2 separate regions of the Homo sapiens genome follow, and region 2 is linked to region 1. Evidence: chromatin loops called from intact Hi-C (ENCODE). Cell type or tissue: dorsolateral prefrontal cortex. All regions are shown on one strand. Links, peaks and the distances in the headings refer to the core of each region. The heading gives the core; the rest is flanking DNA. Region 1 overlaps DNER (delta/notch like EGF repeat containing). Region 2 overlaps DNER (delta/notch like EGF repeat containing).

What was found. Hi-C counts contacts between places; a loop is a spot of excess contacts. Peaks named below come from ENCODE experiments on the same cell type or tissue, not always from the same donor. Only the 100,000 strongest peaks of a DNase experiment are listed, where the experiment ranks them.
Region 2: a loop joins it to region 1, with 2.3 times the contacts of the local background. A loop is called at or near these places in 1 of 110 quality-filtered maps.

The regions. Positions count from the first base shown.
Region 1 is chr2:229,429,422-229,441,914 of GRCh38, forward strand. The region is part of intron 8 of DNER (delta/notch like EGF repeat containing); the gene reads right to left. Among named protein-coding and RNA genes, the nearest start is that of PID1, 160 kb to the left of the region's middle. In dorsolateral prefrontal cortex, for the core only: no CTCF peak of the experiment used is centred there; no DNase peak of the experiment used is centred there.
Region 2 is chr2:229,495,401-229,507,893 of GRCh38, forward strand. The region is part of intron 6 of DNER (delta/notch like EGF repeat containing); the gene reads right to left. Among named protein-coding and RNA genes, the nearest start is that of DNER, 210 kb to the right of the region's middle. In dorsolateral prefrontal cortex, for the core only: no CTCF peak of the experiment used is centred there; no DNase peak of the experiment used is centred there; H3K27ac peaks cover 995 bases.

The DNA of each region.
Region 1 (12,493 bases), core at 6,586-9,085:
TCTCCCTTAGGAGGACACGGGCCTGGCATTGTCCGTGAGGTGGTAACACAAGGGAAGCATTAAGCACAATGCCTGGCGTAAGCACATCATGATGTGATGTGTGGTCACCTGGCCTGTGAGGCAAACGTGATTTTAAAAGACAACCTGGGTGCCGTACTTCTGAAATAGGTGCCCACCTTGCAGACACAGCAAAGGCCCTAAGCACCATAGCCCTGAAGGACGCCATTACCCTGAGCCATAGTTTCACATGGTCAGCAAAGACCGCTTACTAGAGAAGCACAATAGCACCAGCTCAGCACTGACATGGTGCCTGGCTGATTAGCCCAGATTTCACCACCCAGGAACTTGAAGATCTAAATTTTTCCAATACGAAACAGCCTGTTTATGTTTGGCTTTTTAAAACCTACCCTTTTTCCTTTTCATAGCCCCATCCCCTGAGATTAACCTCGGGGCTGGATCTGGTTTCCTGCTTGGCAGTAAAACTTCGATTCACTGCTCAATATTTGATTCCAAACTCTGCATTTTCTCTTTAACAACAGGCTGTTCTCCTCTCATTTCCTTAGCACACAGGTTGAGGAATATAGAAGATGCTTGATCAAACTGGGTAAATTGAATTTGCTAGAAAAATAGAATCAGAGGGCCAAATAACCTTTGCATACATAAATACAGAAGAGTTCTTTTCTTTACCAGTGCCTGTTTTGCACAAACATGCATTAAAAGGCTTGGAAAAACATCTTCCAAAATTGACAATTGTTTTGTTAAGGGATTCTTTTATTAATTTAAATATGTATATTCATGTTTTCTAATTTTCCATTAACAGAGATATGTTATTGTGTGATATAAGCGGGTAATATCATCCATGCTGTGATGGTTAATACTGATTAACTGATGGTTAATACTGAGTGTCAACTTGATTGGATTGAAGGATACAAAGTATTGATTCTAGCTGTGTCTGTGAGTCTGTTGCCAAAGGAGATTAACATTTGAGTCAGTGGGCTGGGAAAGGCAGATCCACCCTTAATCTGAGTGGGCACCAGCTAATCAGCTGCTAGCATGACTAGAATATAAGCAGGCAGAAAAATGTGAAAAGAGAGACTGTGACCTAGCCTCCCAGCCTACATCTTTCTCCCGTGCTGGATGCTTCCTGCCCTCGAACATCAGACTACAAGTTCTTCAGTTTTGGAACTCGGACTGGCTCTCTTTGCTCCTCAGCCTGCAGATGGCCTATTATGTGACCTTGTGATCGTGTGACTTAATACTTAGTAAATATATATATATATATATATTCCATTAATTCTGTCCCTGTAGAGAACCCTGACTAATACACATGTTTTATGGGTATTTTATTTGTAGTAACACAACTCTAAATTATGTCACCGATTACAAGGGAAATGATGACCATTCTTTATGTCTAACCCTTGATTGGCAGTAAGGAAAACAGATAATATTAGAAAAACCCTAACTTTTTAAAATATTTTTTTAGTGGAGAGATAAGAACATTTCCTATAGTCTATAAAGGGAAAAGACTAGACTTATTAGAGGAGATTTTCTGAGATGCAGGGAACAGACATTATAATAAACGCACTGCTAGTAAAGAAATTGTTTTTTAAAAGAAGAATTATACTTTTTAATATGCAGAAAAGAAAATCTTTGAAGATGTTAAAAATTCTGTAACTTCTGTAGATGTACTGAGTGTAAATCATAATTAATTTATATTTGGAAAGGAAACAGTTCTTAAATATACAGTAAAAACCAAACGACCACTATCTGGAGTTATCTCCTTAAAAATGAGCATTCTCCCTCAAAAACATTTAAGAAAATCTGGGACTATATGGAAGACGACAGCTCACTTGTGACTGTGCTTATGAAGGACACTGGAAGCCAGGAGAAATTGGCAGTGAACCTGCTTTAACGGAAACAGTGTCTAAAGGCCTTTGACTTTAAACTTGTCCATCATCTGGGGAATCTTTCTAGCCATGTTGATCTAAACATTTCTGAAAGCTTTCTCTTGGAATTGGCTTCAGGACTAGGTTACAAACTAGTCACACTGAGAAAAATCAATCTCTTCACAATGTTTTAGCTATGTCTTATGACTTTTTTTTTTAATGTTGCTTTTGGCCACTAGAGGGTGGATTCTACTTATTATCTAGGCAAGTGAAAAAGGAAAAAAAAAAAGTTACTCAGGAGTTTAACAAAAGAGGAGGACTAAAAAGATAAGTGTGGGGAGGGGGGAGGGATAGCATTAGGAGATATACCTAATGCTAAATGACGAGTTAATGGGTGCAGCACATCAGCATGGCACATGTATACATATGTAACTAACCTGCACATTGTGCACATGTACCCTAAAACTTAAAGTATAATAATAATTAAAAAAAAAGAAAAAAAAGATGTCTTTTACAAAAGGAAATAGATGGCACAGAGGGATGCAAATGAATCTGCCAGGTTATATTTAAAGAAGAAATCCCATTCCCTTTAATAATAAAACATAACATTCAAATATTTCTCTACAGCTTGCAAATTCACCAATATGTCCTCTATAAACATATGGTGTCTACAGTTTAAATTATCCATTGTAAAGTGGCCTATTTTTCTTACTTTTTATTTAAAATATTTTTAATGCAAATGTTTGTAATACCATGATTAAAGCACCAAGATTAAATACTAAGTATAATGACAAAATAATATTTTATAATTTGAGTTAAAGATTATTGTGCTATGTGTGTTTACATATAAACAGTAAGAAAAGCATTTTAATAAAATAATCCCATACCCTCAATTGATTATCTAGCATGTTTATAAACACATAAAAATGGCTGGTTTATAATTGAGGTGAGGAAGATGATAAGAAAGTTTAGAAAAGCAAAGGTAGACATACACCCTCACATTCCAGAAGTTTTTCATTATGGGATGCACAAAGATGGGTGCTGGGGCCAGCAAAGGCAACAAATGGGTGGGAGGGGGGAAAATCAAAGACTAAGACTCTATTATGGCACTTTGAAGAGAAAATAAAACCTAGATAATTACTTTTACACAAGTATGCATACTAACAAAGAGAAATTTTAAACGGTATAAAAGTATAGAAGAGTTTTAAAATGTTTATTTCCTTTTAATTTATTTCACAATCAATTGGTTAAATTTGGTTTAGTTGACCTCTTAGTTACTAATAGACATTCATTTGAGGTATCCGCACTCATCACACTTGGGTCTCAGTGCAGTCCCCAGACCAGCAGCATCAACACCACCTGGGAACTAGTTAGAAATGCGTGTTCTCAGGTCACACTCAAGACCCGCTGATTCAGGGACTCTAAGGGTAGGGCCCAGAACTCCATGACTTAAACCCTCTAACATGGTTCTGATGAGCACTCAAGTTTGAGAGCCACTAAGCTATAGAATAGAAAAGTATACAACGTCTCCCACAATCTCTGACTCTCACAAATGCGGGGAAATGGTAGGGGTTGTCCAAGGAAAATGCTACATATAGTGTGGTTATGGGATTTTTTGTGTTTTGTTGTTGTTGTTGTTGTTGTTGTTTTGAGATGGAGTTTCACTCTGTCGCCCAGGCTGGAGTGCAAAGGCGCAATCTAGGGTCACTGCAACTTCCGTCTCCTGAGTTCAAACAATTCTCCTGCCTTAGCCTCCTGAGTAGCTGGGATTACAGGTGCCTGCCACCGTACCTGACTAATTTTTGTAATTTTAGGAGAGACAGGGTTTCACCATGTTGGTCAGGCTGGTCTCGAACTCCTGACTATGTGATCCGTCCGCCTTGGCCTCCCAAAGTGCTGGGATTACAGGCGTGAGCCACCGTGCCCAGCCGGTTTTGTATTTTAACAGCCATGGCATCTCCTAAGCGCGTTTAACTAATCCAACCGCAAAACATATGGTCAGAACATGTACCAGCTATGGGCATATAAATAAACCAACAGTGAAACATATAGTCAAATGATCTACCAGCCATCGGCACATGGACTAAAGGAAGCTACCCTCCTCTCGAGGTTTACATAAGGGAAAAAAGTAACACAAAGGAATCCCAAAGTGACAACAAATGACGTATTGGAAAAGAAAGGCCAGAATGAGGGAAAGTAATAAGGATATAGCTGTGGCACAATGTGTTCTAGTTCCTCACTGTATGACTAGGAGTCACACATGCCTAAGCGGAATGAGGATAAACAAGTTCATATTCAAATTCGTGAGGGCAATTTTTCCCACATCTCTGATCTAGCTTCCTTAACCCACAGGAATAATATTTTTGCAGAAAGGAATGTCAGAAAATGGAAGATATTAGAAGTATTTAATACAGCACCAAGATTAAGATTTTGAGTAACATACAGACCAGTAGGTAATATTAAAAATAATATTATAGTTTTGTAAAGATTAAGTGTGTTTCAAATTGACTATCATATACTAGACATTTGTGAATTAGCTTTTTGCATTCCTAATTATCTTGCCGAAAATTTGCTCTGAAGGTAATTTATGTTGCTTATCTTTTAAAATATATTTTGAATAAAACATAAAAGCTCTACTTTAAAAAGGAAAGAAAGAAAAAAGCATAAACAATCTAAGGTAACAATTTTTGCAAACCAAAAATTGGGAACCATGATCTGACAAAGTTGCGCTGTTTCCAATTATATATCAGAGGTGGCCTCATAGATACATAGTTTGGTAGCAAAGTATTTGTGTGATGGAAAACAAAATACTGTGACTGGGATTATTCCAGAAAATTTTGGTACACGGAGTCCACAATGCAGACCACGATTATCTTTCTGGCTGTATTTACTTTCATTCCCCTATCACTGGGGACATTCACAGGCACAATGCAATCGTGTCATCCTCTAAGCTTTCTATTAGTCATTGCCATTCTCGAGTAAATATGCTAAATCCTAAATATTGTTAAACACCAGGGAAATTTCTCATGATCCTTTAAGAACAGTTTTAGAAGCACACACCTTCCACTTGGCCACTATCCCTAAGGGCTACAAATGCCCAAGGGCTGAAGCTGACAGTCAGGACTTCAGCTAAAGAATTTCATGGGGAAATTCAGCCTTGATGCAACTGGATTACAAAGAAAATTTCAAAATGTAAATAAATCAGAAATGACAACTCAATTATATGAGTAAATTCTGAATTCTCTTCCAACTTTCTTTATTAAATTAAGGATGCCTAAACACACAGCATTTGTTCATTTAAGAGTTGATAAAGCAGTGAAAAATCAGAAGTGTGTTTTTATTTGGTGACTTAAGATTCTAGGAGAATATATATGTTAATAACCTGAAGGGAAAAATGAAACTTCTTTGAAATAAAGCCAGGAACAAGGCTCAATCTATATGGAATTATGAGGTAAGTAAAGAAGTTTTCTCCTAGACATTCCTTATCACTTGAGTAGGCAAGTTCAGGGGACCTCACCATTTCTTTTCAAGCAACCAAAGATTAAACACTGTTTTTCAACTTTCTTTCTCCTCAAATCTGCTTACATATATAGAGACAATTTATATATATATATATATACACACACACACACACACACACACGTGCACACACACACACAGACACATCACATCACATTCTTCACATATTTAGGTTTAAGGTTATGGTAGATTGAAAAAAAAATAGCTACAAGTTCTGTGCAGCTCCTCCTATCAAGAAACAGAGTCTATAAGCTTGGCCCTGTGACTTGCTCATGCCACTGGGACATTGGCAAACAACAGAAGAAGCAGCTTTAAAGAGAGCATGCATATGGGACCTTGTGTTCTGTTGCTGCTTTCGGAACCCTACAATCGTGGGAAGAAGCCCCGACTGGTCTGCTGGATGAAGAGAGACATGTGGCTTAGTTGCCCCCATCACTCCAGCTAACTGCCAGCAATATAAGAGGGGTCATCCAGGACCCGGCAGTCCCCAGCTGGCTTGCCAGCTGACCACAAAAGCATGAGTGGGCACATGGAATAGAGAAGAGACATCCCAGCTAAACCCTGCCCAAATTATCAACCCACAGAATCACAAACAATAAGTGGTTTTCTTAAGCCATCAAGTCTTGGAATGTTTTGTTACACAGCAATGACTAACTAATACAAAGGTTGATTGCCAGGTACAATGTCTAACTTAAATAAATAAAACCACAAAGATAAACTTTTAGGCATCAGAGACCTGGTAAAAAAGGTATTTTTACGGAGTAGTAAAGAGGAGTCTTCTCAAAATAGTACCACCAGGTACTACATATTCCTTAGTTTAGACCTACTTTAATTGGGCTTATCCAATCTAAAAGCAACACCTACTAATGAATTGAACCTAGGACATTCACTCTGATCTGAGGCATCAGAAACCATCTGGTAGAGTAAAATTGAAACATGATCTTGGTAATCATCAACATATCATTAAGACTTCAGTCCAACCAACTAAGGACCTCTTTAGGCAATTCCTATAAAACCAAGTGGGATTGTAATTTTTTAATGATTTTGGCAATATGTTTATTCACAATATAAACTGTTTGGTAAAAGATAAACATGTGCCTAACAAGTTAACAACATTTGATTGTGATTTTTTTTAACTTTTATTTTAGGTTCAGGGATACACAGGCAGGTTTTTCATATAAGTAAATTACATGTCTCAGGGGTTTGGTGTACAGATTATTTTCTCACCCAGGTAATAAGTATAGTACACAGTAAGTAGTTTTTCGACCCTCATCCTCCTCCCCACTCAAGCAGGATCCAGCGTCTATTGTTCCCTTCTTTGTGTCCATATGTACTCGAAGTTTAGCTCCCACTTATAAGCGAGAACATGAAATATTTGGTTTTCTGTTTCTGTATTAGTTTGCTTAGGATAATAGCCTGTGGATCCATACATGTTACTGCAAAAGACATGATCCCCTGCTTTTTCATGACTGCACAGTATTACATTGTGTATATGTACCACTTTTTAAAAATCCAGTCTACCACTGATGGGCATTTAGGTTGATTCCGTGTCTTTGCTATTGTGAATAGCGCTGTGATGAACATATGTATGTATGTGTCTTTCAAATTCAGGAAATGCAGAGAACACCTATGAAATACTACAAAAGAAGGCCATGCCCAAGATAGTCATCAGATTCTCCGATGTCAAAAATGAAAGAAAAAATGTTAAAGGCAGCTAGAGAGAAGGAGCAGGTCACCTACAAAGTGAACTCCATCAGACTAACAGCAGACCTGTCAGCAGAAACCCTACAAGCCAGAAGAGATTGGGGACCTGTATTCAACATTCAAAAGAAAAAAAAATTATAACAAGAATTCCATGTCCAGCCAATCTAAGCTTCATAAGCAAAGGAGAAATAAGATGCTTTTTGAACAAGCAAATGTTAGGGGAATTTGTCACCACCAGACCTGCTTTACAAGAGGTCCTGAAGGAAGTGCTAAATATGGAAAGGAAAGACCATTACCGGCCACTACAAAAACACACTTAAGTACATAAAGCAGTGACACTATAAAGCGGTCACACAAGCAAGTCTGCACAATAACCAACTAAAAACATGGTGACAGGATCACATCCACACATATCAATACTAACCTTGAATGTAAATGGGCTACATGCCCCAATTAAAAGGCACAGAGTGGCCGGTTGGATAAAGAAGCAAAACCCAATGGTATGCTATCTTTGAGAGACCCATCTCACACACAATGATACCCATAGGCCAAAATAAACAGATGGAGAAAAATCTACCAAACAAACAGAAAACATAAAAAGGCAGGGGCTGCTATACAAATAGGATTTTAAAGAGAGCATTGAGGCACTGCATAAAGAAGCACGTGAGTGAGATGGAAGAGGAAATGCTGTTTTGAAAAATCAATACCCGCTATGAGTTGACAATGTTCTGGGATTTAAAGAAAAGGTTATGTATCAATCTGCTTCAGGCAAACCTAAGAGCTCTGAATCTTCATTAAAACTGAAGCTGTTCTGTAAAAGCATTCAGTGAATGCAGCAACTTTCACAGTGTGCTTTCAAACTGCAAATTAATGGGCATGATAGAAAACAATGGAAGAAATACAGGGCATTGTCCCCAGGTTGTTGTATAAATCCAAACCAATGAAGAATTTAAATGCATAGTGAAGGCTACAAGTCCAGAAAAAAGTAGGACATGCAGCAAATCTCCTTATTGGTGGTCTAATTGGGACTCAGGAAGTAGACTACCATAAGTCACAATATATCTCAAACATCACCTATAATGGCACATTGTTACAGAGTTTCCAATCCTCCATGATTGACATTGACGGCAAATCATTTCCACTAAGCCAGTCTTGTGGGAAGGCGTGCTACTGAAGGAACATGTCATCAAAGCTATCTCAAAGTAGAGAACTAAAAACAACAAAAGTCAAATATGAAAAGGAAAGAACATTTCAGGGACTATAATGTCACCAGAGCCAGGTGAAAAGAAACAACATCAAAGGAATCCATGACATATAATCATCAATGCAGGAGGTTTTCAGGGAATCAGGTGGTAAGAAAAATTGCTAGTAGGCATTGGGGACCCCAGAAATGAGAAGAGCTAATCAAGAGAAACTACCTAGGCTGAAGGGTGCATAGCTGTCATGTGGTTATGTCTGCATTTCTCATTTGAGTCACAGGAAAGGAAGTTTCTTTAATTAGGTGCATCCGGCAGGCATCAAATCAAATAAAATCATAAGCTTCAGTCACAGGTAGTTCTCAGCATCAATTTCAAAGAAGTGGATTGCTGGATCTACAGAATGAAGCAAAGACAGAAGAAGGGGGCTCCCTACCTAGATGCGGTTCAATACCCTTGGAAGTCAGAGTTGCGCTTCTCTGTGCTGGGAAGTAGGAAACGTCTATTGGTCAAGTATCATCCATTGAACTATAATGAAGGCCACCTTTCATGCCAAGCTTTGAGGCATCCACTTAAAGATCCATCTCAGGAGCTATGCTGAGACAGAGGAGTCTGGAATCTTGTTCTTGTGATTGGTTCAAACATAAGTGAGAGCCCAGGTTTGCACCTAACTTGGGGTGTCACATGTAGGCTTCTGAGGATTAGGGTTAAAATATCACCTCCGCCTCCTGTTGTTTAAACTCTCAATGCCTCCATTACCTTATCCTTAAATAAAAGAATAGGAATACTCCAACGGGGGGCAAGTAAGAGAAAATAAGTGTCAGGTGTTTGGCACACAGTCTATTATAAATGCAGTAAGCTTTCATAGATAGTCGCTACTCTAGTCAAAGCCAGATGGGATGAAGTCACTCTCTGGGTCAACAGAGCTGAATCAATGTGGCTGACAAATCCCAATTTAATATATTAATTTGAAGTGGCTATTAACACAGCTACCACTTGAAAAATCTGGTTAGAATACCTAATGGGTACGATGTACATTATTTGAGTAATGGCTACCCTAAAAGCCCTGATTTCACCACTATGCAATCTATGCGTATAACAAAATTATACTTACACTTCATAAGCTTATACAAATTTTTAAAAACAGAAAAATTTTTCAGTCAGTTATTTACCCTTGGTGAGTCAAGGCCACTTTTGACCCCATTTGCTATTTACTCTGAGCTAACAGAGGCTCCAGCAGGTCCCAATTGCCTGGATTCAAGTCCCAGCTTCATCCTTAACTGGCTGTATTGTCATGGGCAGAGAAATGACAACAACAATGGGTCCCACTTCATAAGGACTATGGGGATTCAAGAAGCCAATTCAATCAAAGAGCTTTGCCCAGCATCTGGCACTTAAATAGTTATCACCGGAGTCACAGAAAGCCACCATCAAGGCAAGCAGTCGCTTAACCCTGCAAGAAGTTGAATGTGCACCCATTATTCAAGAATGCCCACTATGGCCATTTCATCTCACCTCCAGTCCAACTCTAACCTTGAACCTCATATAAAAAGAATAAAAACACAAATGTAAAAATGTCCTCAGTGGTCTTTCCCAAGTAACGGAATATCCAATGTCTGCGCTAATGCTCCACCATTTTATAGATTTCAAGGTGGAGGACCATCTGTATCATTTCATTTGAGCTTCACAAGCCAGTTATGTTTGTCTGCATTTTAAAGGTGAGAAAAGTAATGCTGATAGAGGCCAATGGCACAGCTGTTCGGAGGCAAAGCTGGTACTTAAATTCAGCTCTTCTCAACGCTAAGCTCAGGCCCCTTTCCATCCAGCCAAGGAAGAAAGGCAAGGCATGCAGGATTTCAGTTCTAAAATCCAGATTCACAGACATTCTCAACAGTGAAAGAAAACAGTGATTGGATCATAATAATTTTCAACCACATAGTAAGAGTCAATGGCTTTGTTACAAAATAGTGGTAGGGAGGTCCCCATCTGACCCTCCAGGGCCATAAGCTTGATGAGAATGTTCTGATACTGTGCTGGCAGGGCTGCAAAACGAGCTGTCCTCAGAAATGCATAGGTTAGTGACGTTAAGTTGTTACCAGCTGCCATTTGCAACTTTCATTCCAGGCAAGATGACGTAAAATGATTTCTGCTGTCCTCACAGACTCTGCTAACTCCTATTTTTAGTAGGCAAATCTCACACCTTTTCAACACTACTGCAGCAAAGAATGAGTTCTGAATGATTTGAATTTTGAGGGAAAGTCAGGGAGTGGTGGGAGCAGAAATCCCTTACAATTAAAGACCAGTTCATTAACGTTTTCATACATATGGATTAACCAATTTAAGTGAGGTGAAAAAGCAGCCTTGTGAATAGATTTGTAATATCAGGAATCTCATAAAAATTTCATGCTCCACCAGCAAGTGCCCTTGGCTTAACAGCAGTGTCCTTCCTCCCCTTGTATTAATTTCTCAGGTCAGAAGCCTAAAGAAGGCAAATATCACGAATTCTACCTGAATGCCCCCACAACTTACAATCAAACAAGATGAAGATGGAGAATGGCTGTGGCCACAGTTTGGAAGCATGCTTAGGAAAGGTACCTTAGCGTCTGGACGTCTAGTGGAGCCTGACTCAGCTCCTCACGCCCTGGGCAGTGCCCTCTCATCCTCCTCCCTCCCCTGACTCCCAGGATACCGCCCTCACCCTGCAACCTCCCGACCTCCCAACTCACTGCTGGCTCCTCTGCCCTCTCCTGTGGCCACTACTACCTCCAACCTCAAAGCAAGAACTCTGCAACTCTCTTCCAATTTTTTCCCCTTTCTTTTTACACTCTCACCCTCTCCTATCTTGATGGCTTCCATGACTTTCTCTAGCATCCATACAATGGGAACTCTCTCTATATTTTTTCCCCTGGTTTCAGTCTTGTTCCCACATTCCAGCCCCAAGTAAGAACCATTTACCGACACATCCATGTTGCTCAGCCTGCTGTACCCAAGCCCTAAAGAGGGTGCGTATGCACATTTCCCATTTCCTCTGAATCACCCAGAGGGGTCCTTTGACTCCATTCACACCCTTGTTCCCCGCATCCAACTGACAACTGAACCCTGATGATCCCGATCCTCACATAAACGTTTAACCCATCCTTTCATTCCCACACACAAGTTCATGCCTTTATTTCTATTGGTACTTGCTAGAAGATCTCTATCTTTTCATCTCTTTTTGACCATAATATATGCCAAATACTATGAGAATAATCTGTCTAAAATACATATCAGCTCATATATACCCAATAATGCCAAATGTCTGCAAGTCTTCTTAATCCAAACTCCTTAGCATCTACATTCTCCCCACATGTGTCCCCATGAGCATTTTCAGCCTTACTACCTATTGCTGCATCTAATGCATCTTATCCTGCAGCAAACTGGATCCACTCTTCTTTGAACTCCTCCCCCATGACCCAGGACTTCCCCCACGTATAAATCCAAACAATATTTCAGTGTCCAACTCATTGGAAATTCTGAACTATTGTTCAGAATTTTATATGAACTATTGTTCATATAAAAATTCAATCAATTGCCATCCTCAATACTTCAAGCATTTTAATTAATTAAGTTCTGTCAATGCCCTTCAACCAAAGACTACTAAGGACACACCTGTAGTTGAACAAGTTGAGTTTATTACCCATTGCAGTTAGAGAGACTGCACGCCATGGGAATCGTGGAGTGTCTCAATTAGAAGGTGTTAGATGGGATTTATTATAGGATTTGAACTCTGGTTAGGTTATTTGGGGAGATTTCACTCTAGAGTGAATGCTGGATGCTGTCAGAAAGCAGGAGCAATTCTTATCTAAAGAATGGGAAGGCTAGAGCAAGACCAATGCTGTATTTGGTAAAGAGGAAGCTGTCACTCTACATATGTGACACTAAGAACTGAGAGAAAGTGGATACTTGGTATTTTGCGGGTTGCAGGGTGACCTTGTTTTTGTATTGGACAAAATTATAAAGTGGTCTTGTTTTGCCTGACTCTATCATAGCCTCTGAATGGTCATATCCAATATCCGTGTTATGTGGAATTGTTGATGTTCTTAAGTCCAGCAGAAGACATCATGGCCCAGCTGTAAGCATCAGACCAGCTCCTAACGACCTCAAGGTCTACCTGTAAGTGCCAAGCAAGCTCCTGACATCAGCGGCTGC
Region 2 (12,493 bases), core at 5,657-8,156, 65 kb after region 1:
AATGATGCAATTCCAGTCTGAGTCTAAAGACCTAAGAACCAGGAGAGATGGTGTAAGTTCCCGTCTGAAAGCTAGCAGGCTCGAGACCCAAGAAGGGCCAATATTTCAACTGAAGTTGGAAGGCAAGAAAAGACCAATGTCCCAGCTCAAGGCAGTCAGGCAGGAGGAATTCCCTCTTACTCAGCCTTTTTGTTCTACTCAGGTCCTCAACCTAGGCCCACCCACGTTAGGAAGGGTAATATTCTTTACATAGTCTACCAATTCAAATGTTAAACTTATCTAGAGACATCCTCATAGACACACCCAGAATAATGTTTGACCAAATGTCTCGGCACCCGCTGGCCCAGTCAAGTTGACACATAAAATAAACCATCACAGAGACCTTTCTTTGATTCTGTTCCTCATATTAATTTTTCCACTAAACGTATTTCTAGAGCAGTCTGTATTTGCTGCTCACTCATTCTCATATCATGTCTACCTCCTGTTCAGCTCATCACTGCCAACCAGTATCACCTGGTGGGAGGTTGAGGTGGGTGGTCAGTCTAATAACTTATTGGCCACATGTAAACCATGAGGGTATGACAGCTCTAGACACAGTATTGCCCTACAGAGTGTTTGGCACCTCCTAACTACCCTTCTTGCTCCTGTTCTTACAGTCTTTTAAAGAGACCTCAAAGCTTCTGATATAGCCTATGTCAGGTCAATGTAATGGAAAACCACCACAGGCTTGAAAAACCTTGTTACTAAGTTTAATAAACTCCTCTTAGATTTTCTTGCAGTAATTGATGCGGATGACAATCCCTTTCTTTTTGAAAGTATTGTGAGAAAGTTTCAAGAAAAATATCAATTACACTTCATTAAAATTTTCTGCTCAAAACAGAAACTTTACTGATCAAAATCTATAGTCCATTTAATATTGTGAAAACATGTATATGACTTCATTAATATTTATAAGTTAAAAGATCACCTCCTGCTTCCAAGCAATTATATTAAGAATCAAAATGAAAACTAAAAGAGAAACTATAAACAAAAAGAGAGTAGTAAGTCCTCACCTATCAATAATTATTTTGAATGTACATGGATTAATTTTCCAGGCAGAAGACATAGAGTGGATGCATGAATTTTTTTAAGTCCTAATTATATGATGCCTACCAGAGATTCACTTCACTTTTAAGGACACACATAGATCCAAAGTAAAGGAATGGAAAAAGACACTCCATGCAAGTGGAAACCAAAAGAGAGCAGGGATAGCTCCACTTAAATAAAATAAAATAGAATTTGAGTCAAAAACTGTAAAAAGAGGCAAAGATGGTCATTATATAATGACAAAGGGGTCAATTCAATAAGAGGATATAACAATTATAAATATATATGTGCCCAACTTCAGAGCCCCTACATACATAAGGCAAATATTAATATATCTGAAGGAAGAGTTAGACTGCAATACAATAGCAGGGGACTTCAATACCCCACTTTCAAAAATAGAGAGACTATACAGACAGAAAATCAATAAGAAAACACCAGAGCTGGACTGTACTTCAGGCCAAATGGACCTAACAGTTATATACAGAGCATTCCACCCAACAGCAGCAGCATATACATTCTTCTCAAGCCACGTGGAGCATTCTCCAGAACAAATCATATGTTAGGCCAGAAGACAAGTCTACCAAATTTAAGAAGATTGAAATCACATCAATAATATTTTCATATTACAATGATATGAAAGTAGAAACTGATAACAGGAAGCATTTTAGAAAATTTAGAAATATATGAAAATTAAGCAACATGCTCTTGCACAACCAATAAGTCAAAGAATAAATCAAAAGAAAAATGTAAAAATATCTTGAAACAAACAAAAATGGAAACACAACATACCAAAACTAATAGGATGCAGTTAAAGCAGTTCTAAGAGGAAAGGATGTAACAATAAATAACTACATCAAAAAAGAAAGATCTCAAATAAACAACCCAATGTTACATCTAAAGAAGCTAGACAAAGAACAAAGCCCAAAGTTAATATAAGGAAGGAAATAATGAAGATCAGATCAAAAATAAATAAACTAGAAACTAGAAAAACAATAGGAAAAATATCAACAAAACTAATCAGTTGTTTTTTTTAAAGATAAATAAAGTCAACAAAACTTTAGCTAGACTAACAAAGTAAAAAAGAAGACTTAACTAAATAAAAACAGAAATGAAAGAGGGGATATTACAACTGATACCACAGAGATACAAAGGATTTGTTATACTATAACACAAAGAATTACTCTAATACTATAACCAGTAATACACCAACAAATTGGATAACCAAGAACAAATGCATAAATTTCTAGAAACATACAATCTATCAAGACTGAATCATGAAGAAATAGAAAATGTGAACAGACCAAGAATGAGTAAAAGAGTGAGCCAGTAATAAAAAAGTCTCCCATCAAAGAAAAATTCAGGAACTGATGGCTTCACTGCTGAATTGTATTAAACATTTAAAGAGCTAATACCAATTTTTCTCAAACTCTTCCAAAATATGGAAGAGAAGGCCAGCGTTACCCTGATACCAAAGCCAGACAAGGACACTATGACAAAAGAAAACTACAGGTCCCTGATGAACATAGAAGAAAAAATTCTCAAAAAAACACTAGCAAACTGAATTTAATACCATATTAACAGAATCATTCACCACAATCAAGTGGGATTTATCCATGGGATGCAAGGAAGGATCAACATATGCAAATCAATAAATATGATATATTACTTTAAAAGAATGAAGGGCAAAAACCACATCATCATCTCAATAGATGCAGAAAAAGCATTTGACCAAATTTAGCATCCTTTCATGATAAAAACTCTTAACAAACTAGGTATAGAAGGAATGTAGCTCAACACGATAAAGGCCATATATGACAAGCCCAAAGCTAACATCATACTCAGTAGTAAACAGTTGAAAGATTTTCCTCTAAGATCAGGAATGAGTGGCCCACTCTCACCACTTCTATTGAACATATAACTTAATATACTAGCCAGAGCAATTAGGCAAGAAAAAGAAATAAAACGCTTCCAAATCAGAATGGAAGAAGTTAGACTGTTTGCTGATGACATGACCTTATATATAGAAATTATTTAAAACCCCACAAAAGGACTGCTACAATTAATAAATGAATTCAGTAAATATGGAGGATACAAAATGAACATACAAAATGCAGTAGCATTTCTGTACACTAACAATGACCTACCTAAAAAATAAATGAAGTAAACAGTTTTCTTTATAGTAACTACAAAATAAAATACTTAGAAATACATTAAACCAAGTAGGGGAAATATCTGTAAATTTAAAACTATAAAATTCTGACAAAAAAATTGAAGAAGACAAAAATAAATGGAAAGATTTCCTGTGTTCATGGATGGGAAGAGTTAATATTGTTAAAATGTCCATTTTATCTAAAGCAATCTACAGATTCAATGAAATTCCTACAAAAATTCCAATGACATTTTCCACAGAAATTTTAAAAAAATTCTAAAATTTGTATGGAACCACAAAAGACTCCAAATAGCTAAAATCAATCTTGAGTAAAAAGAGCAAAGCAGGAGGGATCACACTACCTGATTTCAAAATATACTACAAAACTATAGCAATCAAAACAGCATGGTGCTGGCATGAAAACAGATGCATACTAATGGAACACAACAGAGAGCTTAAAAACAAATCTATGCTTTTGCAGTCACTTGATTTTCAACAATGATGCCAAGAACATAAAATGGGGAACAGGGCCAGGTGCAGTGGCTCACACCTGTAATCCCAGCACTTTGGGAGGCCGAGGCGGGCAGATCACCTGAGGTCAGGAGTTTGAGACCAGCCTGGCCAATATGGTGAAATCCTGTCTCTAATAAAATTGAAAAATTAGCTGGGCATGGTGGTGGGTGCCTGTAGTCCCAGCTACTCAGGAGTTTGAGGCAGGAGAATCGCTTGAACCCAGGAAGCAGAGGTCACAGTGAGCCAAGATCATGCCACTGCACTCCAGCCTGAGCAACACAGCAAGACTCCAACTCAAAAAAAAAAAAAAAAAGGAAATTTAAAAATTGGGAATAGACAGTCTCTAAAATAAATGGTGGTGGGAAAACTGGACATCCACATGCAGAAGAATGAAATTGGACTCTGATCTCACATCATATGCAAAACATCAATTTAAAGACTTAAATATCAGACCTGAAACTGTTAAACAGAAAAAAAAAAATAGAAGAGCTCTGTGGCAATTGTCTGTGCAATGATTTTTTTTGCATATAACCCCAAAAGCCCAGGCAACAAAAGCAAAAATAGACAAACGGGATTACATCAAACTAAAAAGCTTCTGCATGGCAAAAGAAGCGATCAATGGAGTGAAAATACAACCTGCAGAATAAGAGAAAATACTTGCAAACCACACGTCTGATAAAGAATTGCTATTTCAAATATATAAGGTATTCAAACAACTCAATAGCAAGAAAACAAATGAGCCAATTTTAAAAATGGGCAAAAAATCTGAATAGACTTTCTTTCTTTTTTTTTTTTTTTCTCTTCAAGACAGAGTCTCACTCTGTCACCCAGGCTGGAGTGCAGTGGCACAATCTCGGTCACTGCAACCTCCACCTCCCAGGTTCAAGCGATTCTCCTGCCTCAGCCTCCTGAGTAGCTGGGACTACAGGCACTTGCCACCACGCCCAACTAATTTTTTGTATTTTTAGTAGAGACCAGGTTTCACCGTGTTAGCCAGGATGGTCTCAATCTCCTGACTTCATGATCTGCCCTCCTCGGCCTCTCACAGTGCCAGGATTACAGGCGTGAGCCACCGTGCCCGGCCCTGAATAAGCTTTCTAAAGAAAGACATACAAATGGCCAACAAGTATATGAAAGAAGACTCAAAATCACTGATCATCAGGGAAGTGTCAATTAAAACCACGATGAGATATCAAGTCACACCTGTCAGAATAGCTATTATCAAAAAGACAAAAGATAATATGTGTTGGTGAGGATGTGGAGGAAAAGGGACTCTTGAACACTGGGAATGCAAAGTAGTGTAACTATTATGAAAAACAGTATTTAAGTTCCTCAAAAAACTAAAATAGAACTACTGCATGATGCAGTAATCTCCCTACTGGATATATATCCAAAGGAATTGAAATCAGTATTTCGAGGTGATATTTCCACTATCATGTTCATTGTAGCATTATTTACGAATAGTCAAGATATGGATTCAGTCTAAGTATCCATCAACAGGTGAGTGAATAAAGAAAATGTGGTGTATATATACACAATAGAATACTATTTGGCCTTTTTTCAAAATTTCCATAGGTTTCGGGGGAACAGATTGTGTATGGTTACAAGAGTAGGTTATGGCGATATGTAAGATTTCGATGCACCTACCACCCAAGCAGTATACACTGTACCCAACTTGCAGTCTTTTATCTCTCACCCCCCTCCCGCCCTTTCCACCGAGTCCCCAAAGTCCATTGTATCATTCTTATGCCTTTGCATTCTCATAGATTAGCTCCCACTTATGAGTGAGAACATACGATGTTTGGTTTTCAAAAGAAGAAAATTGTGTCATCTACAACAACATGAATCAACCTGGAGGACATTGTGCTAAGGGAAATAAGCCAGACACAGAAGGAGAAATGCTGTGTGATACCACCTATATGATGACTCTCAAATAGGCAAACTCATAGAAGTAGAGAGAATGGTGATTACCAGGAGGGTAGGAGGAGGGGAGGACAAGATTGGAGAGATTTAAAAGAGTACCTAGGTTGGTCAAAGGATACAAAATCTCAGGAGGAATGCTTCCAGAGATCTATTGTACAACACCGTGACTATAGTTAGTCACAATGTATTATATCCTTAAAAAATGCTAAGAAAGTGGATTTTAAGTGTTCTCACCACAAAGAAATGATAAGTATGTTAGGTTAAAAAAAAAAAGAAAAAGAAAACTAAAGAAAAATGTTTATCACTTAACCAACTCAAAACCCAATCTGCCATATTCATGCATTCTAGATTACCCATAACTAAAAAAAAAATTTTGTACTGATACTTGACATAGAAATTAAAGCAAAAATGTCAAAAAATTTAACAAATTTGGAGCTGCAGATTCTTTGCTGAAAATATTTTCCCTTACCAAGAAACATTCTCCTCTCAAGAGAAATAAGCCTTGTGTCAAGACAACAATCCTTCTGTGAAGAGACTTTGTTGAGAGTTTTTGTTCTCTGGTGACAACAACACAGTTTGAATTAATTCATTCATCAAACAAAATAATTTTGCATGATCAAACTTGTAATAATTAGAGCATAGTGGGATACATTTTCAAAAAGAAGGCACACTCCCCTCTGTTTGAAGGTTTTTGTGTATTTATCTGGTGTTTCGGAGGTTAATTAATTGATATTAATTAATTATAAATAGTTAACCCACAAAGAAAATGCAATTTTCCTATGGAAAAATAATTGGTTCAAGGATATCCAGCAGCTCATAGTTGACCAACAAGGAGCGGCCTGGCTTACAGACAGCAGTTGCAAAGTGAATGGACAATATACTGTTTGGAAAGCTGCTGCTTTGGTCAAAGAAGGTAAAATCTGATCTGCTCAGTGGGCTGAATTGCATGCTGTTTTTCTAAGAGTAACGGAAGAACTAACAGTGGTGGAAGCCCCTGTGTTTGGGTTTTCACTGACTCACTGGGCAGTGACCAATGGCCTGGCCATATACTCAGGCAAGAGGGCAGTGGAAACCTGTCCTATCGAAAGGAAACCCATATGGAGCATGGCCCTATGAAGATTTGAGGGGTGCATTAAAGTAGAACCCATCAGTGCCCATCAGAAGAACTCTCATCCAGGCTCAGAAGGTGACTGGAATCAACAAACAGATATCTACGGGTGCTCCCTTGAGGAGGCCACCTGAGTCCATGAAATGGGTGGATATGGGATATGGGGGCACCGCAGCAGTGCAGAGATGGGCTGAACCTAGATACGTTCCTCTTGCACCCTCCTTGGGCACATAATGCCAAAACTGTACTGCTTGTCAATAAGAGAGACAGAGACTGCCGATGGCTATGGGGCAGATTCTCTGTGGGGAAAGAAGGCCCTGAACACAGCTGATGAGTGGGACTGATGCTGGCAGCCCGGGGAGCTACAAATAGGTCTTGACGGGAATAGACACTGACTCTGGACTGGGCTTTGTTTACCCTGCGGAAGATGAAAATGCTCGGAGTGCCATAACAAAAACAAAAAACAAGAAACAGAAGATATTACATGGATTTGGATGGTTATCATTTCTTCAGACCAATGAACACACTATACAGCCCATAATGTCCAACAATGGGTAGAGATATCCTCCTCAGAGTGATAGTTTGATAGAGAAATAGGACAGGTAACTGAAACAATGGTTGCCTGAAATAAGGAGACGGCAGGCAGGGCTGGTTTACCTGGTTTCGCAGCTGTGTGCTCACACTGCATATGAATGGGATTAAAGGGGTGTCCCCCTTAGATATTTTTTTCCTCTGGCTGATCTTGGGGAGAGGGGATAGCGAGAATGCTGGTATGATTAAGCAATTCTTGCCAAGGTAGAGAGTGCACTGGTAATAACAACTATAATTTTTTCTTTCTTTCCCAAGTTACCCCTCAAATAATTCTTTTTTCTCCACTACCTGATACAATGGTCCTTGTACTAGGGCCACAACTGCAAGTACTGGAAGCAGGGATGATTTCTAAACCGAAAACTGTAACTGTGTTTTTCAACCTTATGTCAGAATTCCTAAGGACCTAATGGGGGTAGGTTATGCTTTGACCCCCACTGGCAAAACTGGGGCTAAGAGTGAATACGGCTCTATTGCCTGGGTGGTAAAAATGGTTCACTAGTTCAGAGCCTATGTAACCTTACCCTACACGAATGGGTATAGACTGAGGAGAGGCCCTTGCTGGACTAGCATTGTTACCAGCAGTCTGGACCAGCAGAGTGGCCAAACCTAATGTCCCTTCCAGAGGTGGAAAAGTTGAGTAAAAATAAATGACAAATGGAAAAAGGAGAAATAGTAGCTGAGGGTAAAGGAATAAATAAATAGGATGCACTATCATCTCGAAAGAGTCTCAGAGCAAGAGACGACATTGTCTCAGCTCAATTATAACAGATGCCTTAAAGGGTACAATACATGTTTGCCAAAGACCACTCCTGCTTTTGGAACCCAATGAGATAAAAAGGAAGCCTGCAAACCCAATGGCCACAGCCTGGGAGACATTCATGCAGTATGACGGACTGGACTGATAACTAATGACTGAATAGGATTCTAGTAATGTGGGGGTATCTTTTGAGTTATACATACTTTTTTGTTGCTTGTTTGCTTGTTTGTTTTGAGACAGCATCTCACTCTGTCACCTGGGTTGAATATAGTAGCACTACCTCAGCTCACTGCAACCTCTGCCTCCTGGGTTCAAGTGATCCTCCCACTTCAGCCTCCTGAGTAGCTGGTACTACAGATGCACACCAACATGCCCAGCTAATTTTTGAGGTTTTTTTGTAGAGATGGAGTTTTGCCATGTTGCCCAGGCTGGTCTGAAACTCCTGGGCTCAAGTGATCTGCCCACCTTGGCCTCCCAAAGTGCTGGGATTACAGGCGTGAACTACCGTGCCCAGCTGAGTTGTGTATTCTTTTGATGTAACTGATCTGTGTTTGAAAACCAGGAGATGGCCTGTGGTGACGTGTGTATGTGCATGCACACATGAGTGTACACACACCCAGTCACATATATATATCGATGCCCTGTGTATCTCTTCATCTATACCCTTTGTAATATCCTTTATTTACTTATTTATTTACTTACTTATTTTTGAGACAGAGTCTCACTCTGTTGCCCAGGCTGGAGTGCAGTGGTGTGATCTTGGCTCACTGCAACCTCTGCCTCCCGGGTTCAAGCGATTCTCCTGCCTCAGCCTCCCAAGTAACTAAGATTACAGGCACCCACCACCATGCCTGGCTAATTTTTGTATTTTTAGTAGAGAGAGGGTTTCGCCATATTGGCCAGGCTAGTCTCAAACTCCTGACCTCAGGTGATCTGCCTGCCTCGGCCTCCCAAAGTGCTAGGATTACAGGCATGAGCCACCATGCCCGGCCCTGTAATATTCTTTAGAATAAAGTGATGAACAACAATAAAAGATGTTCAGAACTAAACTCATTAGTGAACTCCCTTTTAAACATCAGCCCCCTTTTTTTACACAAAATTGCCTAATATTTATTTTATTATAAAGAGATCTTTTGACATGGAAATGCTGAAGGGATTACATTGTCTTAAACCATGCATTTGTGACAGGAAATTACTCAGCACACCACATAGTTGCAAACACAGAAAAACATTATAGTAAGATGATCAATAATCCTGCAGAAGGACCTGGGTTCAAATCCCAGCCCCAACAGCTACTGGTGCTTGCACCTGGCATGGCATGGACAAGACGTGTTCCCCATGTTGTTTCCTCTTCCTAGTCAGTGACTTTAGGGAATAACAACTAAATTCTGGCAAATGGCATGTGGTGGAAGGGATAGCAGATGCTACTAGGCACTGCCCTAAGAACATTGCATAGGACCCTCCAGCCGTCCCTTTGCCTTCAGCAGTACTGTGAAGGCCACCTCTTGAGGATGATATGTTCATAACATGAAGGGACCTGGATCCCTGAGTCACCACCTGAAGGCTAAGTGCCCCCATCAGACTATGACACAAGCAAAAATTAACCTTGGCTTGGAAGCCACTGAGGCTTGAGGATTATGTGTTGCTGCAGTGTGTGTGTGTGTGTGTGTGTGTGTGTGTGTGTGTGTGTGTTGGCTACAATAAAAAAGCAGCACTAGAAGCTAAGCTAAAAGAGAGAGAGAGAAACCTATGGGAATGGGGGTTCCTGCAGGGAATCGGAACTGGCAAAGAAGAAACCTTCTTAAGGAAACTCAAGAACAAGTTATCAGATAGATGAGCAAAGAGGGAGTTATGATGCCAAGGTAACATTCCTAAATCTCTTCTACCCCTGATCAGGATTTGTGCTAAAGCATAAAAAAGAGTAGAGCCGGGGGGGTCCCCTGGACCCATCTCTGTGAAAATGCAATGAAGAAAAGTAGCTGGGAGTCAGAGAGACCCTGACAGAGGCAGGGGTGACCTTTGGGCAAAGTGGAAGGTGAGACAGATGACAGGAGAGCTACAGATTCAAGGAGAGCAGAAATGAATTATTTTAAATTGCTACTATGGTTCTACGGCTGCCTTAAATTATATTAAACAAGAAAGACCTTTCACATGGAGGGATTTTTCTCACACATGGAAAACTAACTCTAAGCAAATTATACACGTTTCAAGAACCTCAGAAAATAAAACAATATGATGTAAATGTCAATGTAAAAAGATATTATTTTTGAAACTTGTTTAGACTGTGACCAATGCACAAAGGCACCTATATCTAATTTCATATTATTTCATGAAAATGGGAGCTTTCAATCTGCAATATTCAGAAAATGGTAGAACTATTATCAGAAAGCAGCTTACTTAAACCATAATTTGCTATTATTTACAAGTGTGGGGCTATAAAATAGCTTTGTTGTTTTAATAGAAGACATAACAGATGACTGTTTCGTGAATCAAGATCAATTTGCCATCTCCTGGGTTCCAGCACAATTCTGATGAATTTACCAGCAACCACCAAACTGTTTTGGGGTTGTATTAGTCTGTTCTCATGCTGCTATGAAGAAATACCCAAAACTGGGTAATTTATAAAGGAAAGAGGTTTAATTGACTCACAGTTCCACAGGGCTGGGGGGCCTCAAGAAACTTACAATCATGGAGGAAGAGTAAGCAAACATGTCCTTCTTTACATGCTGGCAGGAAAGAGAAGAATGAGAACTGAGCAAAACCATTATAAAACCATCAAATCTTGTAATGAATTACTATCACAAGGACAACATGGGGGAAACTGCCCCCATGAGTTAATTATCTCCACCTCATCCCACCCTTGACACATGGGGATTATTACAATTCAAGGGGAGATTTGGGTAGGGACACAGAGCCAAACCATACCAGGAGTCTAAGTACAATTATCAAAGTTCATATATTTGTAATGCAAAAATGCTATGGCCTTTTTTTTTCTTTTTTTTTTTATTATACTTTAAGTTCTAGGGTACATGTGCACAATGTGCAGGTTAGTTACATATGTGTACATGTGCCATGTTGGTGTGCTGTACCCAGTAACTCATCATTTACATTAGGTATATCTCCTAATGCTATCCCTCCCCCCTCCCCCTACCCCACCACAGGCCCCGGTGTGTGATGTTCCCCTCCTGTGTCCAAGTGTTCTCACTGTTCACTTCCCACCTATGAGTGAGAACATGCGGTGTTTGGTTTTCTGTCCTTGTGATAGTTTGCTGAGAATGATGGTTTCCAGCTTCATCCATGTCCCTATGCTATGGTCCTGATGTCAACTGAAAGTCAAAGTATTACAATCATGCATTGCGTAATGATGGGGATATGTTTTAAGAAACGTGTTGTTAGGTGATTTCGTCATTATGCTAATGTCATGGAATTTACTTACACAAACCTAGATGATATAGCCTACTACACACCTAGGCTATACAGGATAGCCTATTGCTCCTAGGCTACAAATCTGTACAGCATGTTATTGTACTGAATACTGTAGGCAACTGCAACACAATGATAAGTATATTTGTGTCTAAACATAACTAAACATAGAAAAGTTACTATTAAAACACAGTATTGTAATCTTATGGCACATCATTGTTTACGCATGTCTAAATATATCTAAACATAGAAAAGTTACCATCAAAATACAGCATTGTAATCTTATGGCACACCACTGTTTATGCGGTCCATCACTGACTGTCAGTATGTGGTCCGTCATGACTATACTTCTATTATTGTTACTGTTGTACATGTACATGTACATGACTATACTTCTATTATTGTTACTGTTGTTAGTAGAAGGCCCAAGGAGATTCCTATATGCCTACATGTGCTATAATGTGCTATTAGCATTGGAGACATTAAGTCACCTTAGATGGTAACAGTAAAATTCTTTTTCCCATTAACAAGCAAAAATAATTAATTACGTTTCTGGAAATTTCAAATCAATGGTTTAACCATGACAGTGCAGAAATGCTGAGAAGATAATAGGCACAATTTAAAATACACAGCTATTTAGTTATTCCAAATTCTGTCTGTAGCTTTGAAGAAATAGGGACACGTTATAAAGTATCATATACTATGTATTTATAGAAATGGTGTATTTCTGAAGATTAAAAATAAAATTATAACATAGGAAATTGGATCTCTATTTCATACTATATATATGTAAATCAAATTCATATTGATTAAAGACTTTGGTATAAAACAAAATTTTTAAATGTTTAGTGGAAAACAAGGTTAATATCCTTTAGATCTTCATGCAGGGAAACATTTTCTTAAATTGGACATAAATGTATTAACCAGAAAAGTAAAGTTTGAG